Linked DNA regions of Mus musculus: region 2 is linked to region 1. A link is a loop called in an ENCODE intact Hi-C map of the cell type or tissue named here. Cell type or tissue: heart. All regions are shown on one strand. Each heading gives the region's core, and the rest is flanking DNA. Links, peaks and the distances in the headings are about the cores only. Region 1 holds the start of Plcd1 (phospholipase C, delta 1). Region 2 holds the start of Acvr2b (activin receptor IIB).

Region 1 (5,367 bases), core at 284-5,283:
TAAAATTGTAATCTTGTGCCACTGTGCCAGGCTTATAAGGTGCTGCGGACTAAACCCAGGAATGTGTGCCCGCCGAGCTACTTTGCTGAAGTTAAGTCCCCAGCCCCCACTAGTATTTTATCCTGGCAACATCCTCTGTGGAAAAATATATTGCAATCCCATGGATGAGAAAAGGGCTCAGAAAGGCCACAGCTACACAGCAAATGGCAAAGCTAGAGTTGGAGCCTGTGGCTCTAGGGGCTCCCTGTCCCTTTTACAGACTGCCGGCTCGGGCAATAGGGCAGGTGGGCCAGGTGCAGGGCAAGTCAGTGTGGTGACTGTCTTTAGTGAAGGAAAAGGTCCTGGGAAGTAATGTCTTTTCAGGGCCCTGCTGGGGATGCCAGTCCAGGCTTAGTTAAAATAGAGAGGGGTGGTGTAGGAGGGGAAGATGGCAACTATAGTATCAATTAGCAGGCTTCAGTGGTAGAAAGAGCCCCTTGGTCCGTGCATACAAATCCAGCTACATTTGCCCTTGATTCTGTCCCATCATCTAACCACTCTGCCAGACAATTCCCAGCTTGTGGGCACACGAGCGTGTGTGTGTGTGTGTGTGTGTGTGTGTGTGTGAGAGAGAGAGAGAGAGAGAGAGAGAGAGAGAGAGAGAGAGAGAGACTTCTGCAAGGAATTCAGGGGAGAGTGAGAACTCTACTGTTTGTCTGCACAATATGTGTCTTTATCCAACATCGCCTCTGTATGAGTAAGGACAGAGCCACGTGTCATCTCTTGGTGAGTCCACAGGTCTCCAGCTAATGGAGGGGACTGAGGGCACCTCTCCAGCAGACCCCCAACTGCCCAAGTCAGAAAGTGACCAGTGCTGTGGGACCTGCACTGTGGAGAGGAGTGCAGACTCCCCATCAGCTAACAAGTACAAGCCACAGTGACCACGCCCTCCCACAGAGACCCTCCTTGACCCCTCTCCCCTCCCCATCGGGTTGGCAGTGTAGGCAGGAGCTGCTTCTGGAGGTCACGGTGGATGCCACGCTTGAAGCGCTGGGCCCACAGGTCCGTCAGCTTGGCCACAGTGTACATTCCAGTCCTGCAGGAAAGGCTGGACTGAGTCACAACTCCAGGAGGCTGGGCTCAAACAGGATGGGCCAGGCTGGCCAAGCCTGTGCTGTATTAGACTGAGGCTCTGTGTCTTCCTGGGTACGGGAGATACCAGGGCTGACCCAAGAAAGAAATGGGACCAGGGTACAGACACTGAGGCCTGCTCCATGACCCAGGTTCCATGACACTATGGCGGTCAGAGGCAGCCAGAGGGAGGCGGCCAGGGGAGAGCCCGCCCCTCTCCACTGTGACCCTCAGAGCGGCCACCCTCTGTTCCCACCAGTCAGGAGCTGTAGGGGCATCTCTGACCTCTGGAGAGAATGAGGGAACAGTGGGAGGGGCAGGAACACAGCCCAACAAGGTGGCTTTTAGAAACCCAAGCTTACTGGGCCCCCACAACAATAAAGTCCAGGTCAACTGATGCAAAACAGGTTGGGGGCTGCCTGCAGGGCACACATCCAAGGGGGAGTGGAGCGGAGGACAGGTGAACACAAAAATCTACAGCCCAGGAGGCAAGGCGTCTTAGTGGGTAAAGGCAATTGCTGCCAAGCCCAGTGACCTGAGTTTGATCCTAGAACGCACAAGATAGAAGGAGATAACTGATTCCTGCAAGTTGTCCTCTGATCTCCATACACCCATACCCCCTCCAGCACAAGTACACGTTGTTTAATTAAAAAACAAAAACCAAGAACCTACAATCTCAGGGATACTCGAGTTAAGTGAAAAATACTGTGAAACCGTGGATCGATGTGAGAGGAGCAGGTATTGCTGAGCTAATAGATGACCTGGGGAGACACGAAGGAAAGACTCCCCACAGCCCCTCCCACAGAGTGTGCGTAAATACCACTTAGTTCCTTGCTCTTCCCTGGACGCTTCTAAGACAGGCAGCCAGGAGCCTGCGCTTTCCCTCTCTGCTAGAGGGACAGGCATGGGGAGAAGAGCTAGCCCAGATGGGAAGAAACAAAGCCGGCTGGACAAAGGACCAAGCTGCCAGGCGGTTCTAACTGAGATCTGGCCCAGTCCGACCAGGAGGGTCAGCAAAAAGACAGCGCTGCTCCTCCCAGCCCTGGCATCGCTTTTCTCTGTTCTGGGGAGCGAAGGCTGCCAGAACGACTTCAGCCAAACTTGCACACCTCCTCCTCGCCCCACCCATTTACACCCTCATCCGCCACACCCGCGCGGCCTGACTCGCTTCAGGCGCACCCGTGTTTTGGGGAGCCTCTGAATCGAGAGTTTGGCTAAGGATGCTGTCCCTTTCCTTCCCTGACCCCTTTGGTGCCATCTGGACCCAGGAGCCCAGCCTTTTATGAACAGGCTAAGGGGAAATCCCCGAGAGATGTCAGCATTGCTCCCCGATCTCTTGGGCCAGATTTGGGGGAAAGTCTGGAAACGCCCAAGGTTGTGTCCAGCGCGGGCCGAGGTTTTTCTGGGATCCCACAAGGGGACAAGGAGTTGGCTCTCTGGTGGTTTAAATGCGGCCGAAGGAGCTGTTATCCCTGCCGCCCGGGTGTATTTCGGCTTTCCCGAGGGTCTCCCCTACGTTCGGGACACTCACCGTGCAAGGTCAGGAAGTCCCGACCGGAGTCCATGCCGGTCGGGGCGCGCGGAGGAGGGGACGCGGCGTGATTCACTTGAGCAAAATCACCAAGCGGCCTGGGGTCCTTGCGCAGTCCGGTGCAGGGACCCAACTGAACTGAGATGGGAGGCGGCCGGGGGTGGGTCCAGAACACCGTACCGCCCCCCGGACCCGCCAACCGGCGCTTCTCCCCGCCCCCTCCAGGGGACCTGGAAAGGACGCGGTGCTGGGGGCCGGGAAGACTAGCCAACCCTGGCCGGGGCTCGGGCCAGCTGGGTGCGCCAGGGCCAGAAATAGTCAGATCCCTCCTGCTTCCTCCACCGCCACCACCCACAGGCCCTGTCATTACGGCGAGCTGCCGGCCCCACGCCCTGCCTGTGGGCGCCTGGCCTCGCCGGGGTTGTGGGTGATGTGGGAAAGAATCAGAATCGGGTCTTAGCGGGGACAGGAATCACTGCTAAAGCGGCTGATTAGCCAGGCAGTCTGGTCTGTCTTCTAAGAAATGCGTGCATGCACGGGCCCACATTGCCACGTTTGGGGAGAGTAATATCTAGATTTTTTTTTCAAGAGAGGGGCCCCTCTCTTTAGCTCTGAGAGACGTCTCATTTCCGGGGGTGTTGAAGGTGCTTTCCTTAAGGTAGGGGTAACAGCAAGCAGGTATAGGCCCCTCACTCCCTAATGAGGGGAGAAGACGGAGGCCTGCCGTGAGGCTGCCTGGGCAAGGGTCCCGATACTGGAGGCAGTTGGCCTGGAAGAGTCTAGCCGGGCTCTCCTCAGCTCTTTCTCTCCTAGCATTAGCAGGCCTCCGTGGCCTGTGAAGCATGGGCTGTCTCCCGATTCTGAGTGTTAAGGCTGGGTTTTAGAGAATCACTTGCCGTTCATGTACACCCCACCCCACCCGCACCCCCACAGTGTGGGGCTGGCACTCAGGCCTCCCACTCCCCACCCCCACCCCCGTCTTGATGCCCTAGGAAGGCCCCCCCCAGGTTTCCTTTCCACAAGCTGGGCGCTGTACTGCATGAAGAATGAGTAAGGCTCCATTGCAGACAGAGCCTGGGAAGGGGCAAATTGAGAAATTCCTTCCCTGACTTCCGTCTCTTTCTCCAAAGCCCTACTCTCCAGGTCTTCCCTGAGCCTTGGAACCTCCCCCCTCGGTCCTGTCCTGGAGCCTGGCAGGTATTCGCATCCATGAGTCAGGCCTCCTCTCCTACACCTGAGACCAAGAACTCCTGACACCAGCAGTTGGCACGGCTTCATCTCCAGAGTCATTTCTTCTTGTCATCTCCGTCTCCGAGTCCTGGGCTCCAAGCCAGGGCATTACCCACCACTAGGGCCTCTCCCTCTACCACAAAAGACCATGGCCGGGTTTATAGAACGCTCTGCTCCTGAGTACTCCAAGCTCACAGACACATATGTAGCTTCTGTTGCACGCATTGCAGCTCACTCATGTCCCCTCCCTGGCCTGGGGTTGCCAGGCAGACTTGGGGAGGCATGCTGACTCAAAGCTGTCCCAAGCAGCCAGGTTCTGCAGAAACAAAGAACGTCATGCTCAAGTGCTGACCTGCACCATGACACTCTTCCCATCCTCTTTCTTCTCCCTCTCTCACGGGGTGGGAGGCCCTCTGCTCTGTGCAGCTAGGTTTAAGTAGTGTGCCTAGGATGGTTGTGGAATCTGGTGGGGGAAGCCTTCCAGGGGCAGCGGTGTGGGCCTAGTCCTGCCCGGGTGCCACATATACTCTACTCAGAACCTTTGCAAACTCTCCTGAGACCCTGACTGCTCAAAGGGCCTCGGTGGTAGGCTTTCTTTGGAGCCTGAGACCTGAGACCTGTCCTCTATGGGCAGAGTTCCAGGTATTGTCCCACCCCCAACCCCTGGCTGCCCCAGTCTCAAGTGTCTGTGCAAAGGTGGGTGTGTGGGAAGGGGCTGGTGACTGTGGGCAGGTGAGAGAGGTCTAGTATTCCAGCCAGTACTAGTTCTGTTAGAGTCAGTTCCCTTGGCCCCCACGCTATCCCTCACTCCGAGGACAGCGTGGACATGTGTGCGCGCTATCAGCACAAGAATGCTAAATTTCAGGATGGTCAGGCTCCAGGGCTTGTCTTGCTCAGCCCCTCCCCCATGAAACTCAAACCAAGACCAGCCCAGGTGGGTGAGGCCAGTGAAGTTTATTCAGTGCTCTCCCTGTCTTTTAGAACCCAAGTGCCGGAGCATCAGGGTGAAGGGGTTGTGTTAAGTCTTGCCTCTACAATTTCCTGGTGTGAGAATCTGAGCAAGTCACTTTGCTTCTCTCTAACCAGGAACGACTGTCTGCTCTGGGGTAAACTGAAGATGTTGAGAGTGTGGCACTGATACTGCCTGCCTAGGGTTCTGAGCTAGAGTTCACCTGCCCACAGCCATTCTCTCGGTGGCCTATCTAATACATCTCTGTAGCCACAGAGGCTCTTGGTCTGAGGGCACACCCCTGCTTCTGTGAACGTTGGTGCAGCAGGTCCTGACCCAGGTCTAACAGCCTCAACAGGTGATGGGAAGGTCACCTGCCCCAAGAGACAGTGATGGCAAGGGAGACTCCTCAGACCATATCAGGCTGACGTCACTCCTGCGCAAGGATCAGATGCCAGCATGGGCTACAGCGTTGCAGCAGCCCTGGTAATCTCAGGCTAGCACGGGGCTCTTTAGGGTTTTCCTTTGTCCTTTTTCCTCTTGGTTG
Region 2 (5,367 bases), core at 126-5,125, 310 kb after region 1:
AAAAATAAACCTTAAAAAAAAAACAAACAAAAAATGAGAGACCAGTAAGTGGGCAGAAAATCAGCATGGAAGTTGGCAGGTATCCATTGTGTCCTGTGAAGGTCAGAGAAGAGTGGTGAGAAGTCATCTTGCTAGACAGAGTGGCCAGCAGTTTGAAAGTTCTAACTTATAAAAATTAATATTTAAAGTTTTGAGGTTTGTTTGGCTGTTAGTAACTGAAAAGAGAAACCACAAATAAAGGAGAATTACTATAATGTAATATAAGCATCTAAAAAAAAAACCAAGATACAGTCCTTTCTTTTTTTTTTTAAAGATGTATTTATTTATATGAGTACACTAGCTGTCTCAGGCACACCAGAAGATGGCATCGGATCCCGTTACAGATGGCTGTGAACCACCACGTGGTTGCTAGGAATTGGACTCAGGACCTCTGGAAGAGCAGTCAGTGCTCTTAACCACTGAGCCATTTCTCCAGCCCATAAGCATCTTTCTAATTTTATTATTATTATTATTATTTTGTTTTTTGAGACAGGATTTCTCTGTATAGCCCTGGCTGTCCTGGAACTCACTTTGTAGACCAGGCTGGTTTCGAACTCAGAAATCTGCCTGCCTCTGCCTCCCGAGTGCTGGGATTAAAGGCGTGTGCCACCACGCCTGGCCTAATTTTATTTATTTATTTATTTAGTTAGTTAGTTGTTGTTTTTTTCGAGACAGGGTTTCTCTGTATAGCCCTGGCTGTCCTGGAGCTCACTTTGTAGAGCAGGCTGGCCTCGAACTCAGAAATCCGTCTGCCTCTACCTCCCGAGTGCTGGGATTAAAGGCGTGCACCACCACGCCCGGCCTAATTTTATTTTTAAGTGTATGTGTGCACACACGTGTGCATGCATGTGCATGCACACAGAGGTGTTTGTGGAGATCAGGAGAGGAAGTCAATGTTCTTGAGGTTGGAATTACAGACACTTGTGAATCGTCCAGTCTGGGTCCTGGGAACCAACCAAATCCAGGTTCTCTGCAAAAAGAGCAAGTGCTTTTTACCGCTGAGCCATCCAACCCCAGAGTCCCATCTTTTAAAAAGTCACCTCAGTTACCATTTAGAAAGGGTGCTAGTACCATAGAGATGGCTCACAAGTACTGGGACCTGATGCCAATCCTTAGGATTTGAGTTTGATTCCCAGCTCCTACAGAGTGGAAAGACAGAACCAACTGCAAGTTGTCATCCAACCTCAATGTGTTCATGCTCTCTCTCTTCTGTCTCTGTCTGTCTGCTTCTCTCCTTAACACACACACACACACACACACACACACACACACACACATGCATGCACACATACACATACAAACACACATATAAATAAGTAAAATATAATAAAAATCTTAAAAGAAATAGAAGATACACTTAGCAACGTGAATGGACCCTAGTGACATCTAAGGAGCCCCTCAGCCCTCTGCTGTTAAAGCTGCCCAGATGTGAGATGGAGGGTGCTGGTGGCACGGGGCATATGGAAACATATGACTGTATGTTGGATGCACATAGATACAGGCAAGAGAGCACACACACAATCAATCAATAAACGAACGAAAAATAGGAAGAGTCACAGATGGACTGCGAGCTCGAGGCCACCTGAGGATTACATAAGGAGAGGAAAAAGACCACATTTAAGAGCAAAGGTTGTCAGACAAGGTGCAGACTTCTTGGGAAGCTGAGGATCCCTACCTCAACACCAAAGCCGTAGCAGAAAGAAACTCTACCCAAGTCTGGAGGACTTCAACACCGTCATTTTCATAAGGGAAGTCCGAGGCTCGAGCAAATGAAATGACCCAGGCTGGGGGGGGGGGGCGGCGGGGGGGAGCGTCCTTCCTCCTATGACCCACTGCTCTTGGTGAGGCAGGAGGTAACTATCCGAGGATTCCATAGCATTTTTTTCCCCTGAGTAGTGACTGGCTTTTCCAGTGTAGCTGGGAGGCCGATTGCTCTCACACTCTGATTGTGTAACATCTGAAATGGAGGGATCTGGTGTGTGTGCGTGTGTGAAAGGAACAGAGGCATGTTCTGAACAGATCTTTAGAGGTGGGAGGAGTGCTGAAGGTAAGATGAAGGATGCTGGATTGCTGAGGATCCTTCAGAAAGCAGGTCGCCAACAGTTCTTTCCCACCTGCAGCTGCTCTGTGGGTCCTCCTCTGCTTGGAGATAACTGTGCGTGCGTTGTGAGGAACTGCTGTCAATTCAGACTTCAGCGTTTTCCTGCCAATTAATTAGCCCATAAATGGGAGCTGGAGGGCAGAGGTCCTAGGTTATGGGGACCAGGAGCTACCCACTCACTCAGGGGTCCCAGAGGAGCGTGCATCCCGTAGCGTGGGCTCCATAGCACGGGGCAGGAAAGCACCAGCCAAGTTGTGGGCAGTCCAATCCCACCAGCTCGGAGAGCGCGCCCCGCCTAGCCCTAGAGTCTGGTGCTGCAGGCGCGCTGTCTCCAGAGGGCGCGGGCTGGGGGGCGGAGCCTCGGTGTTGTTGTTCCTCTCCGGCCCCGCCCCCAAGGGGGGCGCGGACCACGCGGCCGGAGGGCCCGCCTCCCCTCCCCCTCCCCGCCCAGCTCGCCCGCCTCTTTGTATCCAACATCCGGGTTTCCCCGCTGGCTCGGCTCCGTGGCCACCGCTCAGGAGCCATTTTGGACTCGGTTCAGGTCCCCTCCCCCACCCCTCCCCCGTTCATGGCCCCTCCGGACTCGGCCCCTGCGCCCGGGGCCCGGGCCCAGCCCCGTTGCGCCATGCCCGCGTCGGGCGCGCCCTGGCCCGCGCCCCGCCGCCGCCCCCCGGCTCCCGCGTCGCCCCATAGCCCGGGCCGCACTGCGCGCCGCCCGCAGCGGCCCTGAGCCCCTATCTCCGCATACTGCCTGGGAACCGAAGCGCAGAAGCGCGCGCTCCTGGAAGCGAGACCCAGAGAAGGAGCGGGAAGCAGAGCGCAGCCGCCGCCGGGCCCTGCGCGCCCCGGGAGCGCAGCGCGGCCCTGCCCGCGGGCTCCGGGTGTCCGCGGGGCGGCGCCGCGGAACATGACGGCGCCCTGGGCGGCCCTCGCCCTTCTCTGGGGATCGCTGTGCGCCGGTAAGGACCGGGCGCGTCGTGGGGGTGCAGGGACCTGGGGCGCGCGGTGTTTACCAACAAAGGGCGGCCCCGCGGCCTCGGCGCCGCGCCACCTGCCTGGGATCGGGGTCGCGCGGGGCGCTCTGGTGCTTGCGATCTTAGAGGCGAGCTCGCCCGTGCGGTTCCTCTGCGCGATTCTGGCTCGCAGAGGTTCTAGGTGATGGGGGAACCTGGAGCGTCAGGGTCGGGGTTCAGGTTCCGCGGGTGTGCGGACCCCAGGGATAGAGCGGGGAAAACCTAAGCGTGGGGAAGGCGGCCAAGCGGGGTGGGCATCTAATTGGGGGCGGCTGGGTTGGGGCTGCTCGCCCCTGAGAGTCATAGGTGTCGCAAAGCGAAGCGGACGGCTTTCCATAGCCCGCCCGGAGTCCTCTGCATCCCGTCCCGCCACTCCGCGTCGCGATCCTCATGCGAGTGGCTCCTACCTGCGCCCGCTTTTCTTGCAGCGGGCCGCAGATGCGCCCTCGTGGGACCGCTTTTGTTTTGGGCAACTGGGAGTGGAGAAGGGTTGAAGAGGCGAACCAACAGGTCTCAGATCGCTTCGGCCGGCACGTGGCGGGCGTGAGTGACCCGCGGTCAGCTCGCAGCCGCCTGCGGGCTGTGGATAGCTGGTGCGCGTCTGCTTGGGACTAGAAGGTGTGGGTGTGTACGCACGAAGTTGTGTTGGGAAAGCGCTTTCTCCCCCAAAGCCTAGGCACTGATTTCTGTGTCCCGATGGTGCTGAAGCGTGCTCAACTTTGTAGGAGCTCCGGGGCGGGCTTAGGGCAGTTCCAGGAAACGTGGACAGTCGGGCATTAAGACTCCAGAGAAAAGATCGTGGAGATTAGGACGGCTGGTGCCCGGTGGCTGGGGCTCTGGGTCCTGCGCGTCTTTGTTCCCAACCCCCATTACACATGCAGCTCGGGTCCCCTGCGGCCCGAGGTGGCAGCAGCGCGGAGTCTGGGAAACCCGCGAGGGGCGGGGCCCGGAGTGTAGGGAAGGGCTGGGATCCCCCTTGCAGCTGCGGGGGTGGGTATCCCAGATGGTCATTGCACCCCCTCACAGGGATCCTCACTTTCAATCTTTTCTATTACAAGGTAGTGAGGGTTAGCTGTTAATTCCGACCCCGAGAGTTTTTGCACGAGCCTGGGTGCGGTGGAGCATGAGTGTACGAACCAGAGGGCAGAGATAACTTCTTTGCTACCCGAGCCCACTGTTGGGAAGCGGTTTCAGTGCTGTCCTGGAGTGGTAGAGGCAACGCGGTGCTCAGGGTGAACATTTTGTTTCTTTCTGCCACTCCCCGAAGTGTTGCTCCAGAGATTTTTCACCCCAAGAATGAGAGCCTGGAAGTGATGGAAAACAGTGGTCTGCTCCGGGGAGGGCGGCAGCAGGCTGACCCCAAGTTATAGGACCAACCTCTAGTCGGCTCTTGACTTACTGGATTTCTGCACCTGGACATGTATGTGCCTTGCCTCTTTTAAGTTTAGGTTTGTTGAAAGCATTGTCTCAGGACCGTTCGCCTCAGACTAGAAGTCTGTATGTACATCACTGCTCCTGTTTGTTCCAGTTTGACCTCACCAGTCACTTCCCATTTGGAGGGGCAGAGTGAGAGTGGATCCCTGGTACCACATTTGCTGCACTGTTTGGGGGAGTGCATAACGGAACACAGAGGCACGTGTTCTGACTCAACCTGTGGTTCTGCCTTTGGGGATAGAGTCACCTGTGTTGTGGTGGCTGCTGCTTTCTCTTTTGAGGAACTGGAGGAAAACTTTGAAGGGTTGGGGTAGAGCTGGCCTTCCTGTGCCTCTGGCTTCAGAGATCTTTCCTTCATGTTTCTGGCTTGATATTCGGAATTACTCAGCTCTGTGGTAAAAAGGAGAGATCTGTATATTGGTGCTGCCAGCGGGAACATGGGCTCGACAGATATATTCAACTTAAAAATTCCCAACAGCCCTGTTAGTAAAAGAAAGAAATAGCTGTGTCTTTAGTGTTTTCTGACTGCTTTCATACCGCAGGACTGGGTGGTTCAAACAGCAGTGTGAGGCTGGAGAGATGGCTCAGTGGTTAAGAGTGCTTGCTGCTCTTGCAGGGGACCCAAGTTCTAGTCCTAACACCTGAACTCTACTTCCAGGAGGGTCCCCTGCTGTCTGGCTCCGAAGAGAGCAACAGGCATGTGTGTGGATGGACACACAGACATAGTTGCAGACAAACACTCCTGAGATAAGTACAGTTAAAGTAGCCATATGTATTTAG

Evidence for each region. Hi-C counts contacts between places; a loop is a spot of excess contacts. Peaks named below come from ENCODE experiments on the same cell type or tissue, not always from the same donor. Only the 100,000 strongest peaks of a DNase experiment are listed, where the experiment ranks them.
Region 2: a loop joins it to region 1, with 2.8 times the contacts of the local background. A loop is called at or near these places in 1 of 42 quality-filtered maps.

Annotation. Positions count from the first base shown.
Region 1 is chr9:119,090,717-119,096,083 of GRCm38, forward strand. Plcd1 (phospholipase C, delta 1) reads right to left here and starts at 2,786. Exons shown (of 15, transcript NM_019676.3): 1 at 2,642-2,786. The coding sequence starts at 2,675. In heart, for the core only: a CTCF peak has its summit at 2,891; DNase peaks (open chromatin) are centred at 1,035, 2,215, 2,875, 3,875 and 2 weaker places; H3K4me3 peaks cover 1,731 bases; H3K27ac peaks cover 3,402 bases; H3K27me3 peaks cover 542 bases.
Region 2 is chr9:119,399,499-119,404,865 of GRCm38, forward strand. It overlaps Acvr2b (activin receptor IIB), which reads left to right and starts at 2,680. Exons shown (of 11, transcript NM_001313757.1): 1 at 2,680-3,099. The coding sequence starts at 3,048. In heart, for the core only: a CTCF peak has its summit at 2,434 (motif pointing right); DNase peaks (open chromatin) are centred at 2,513, 3,003 and 4,083; H3K4me3 peaks cover 3,309 bases; H3K27ac peaks cover 3,016 bases.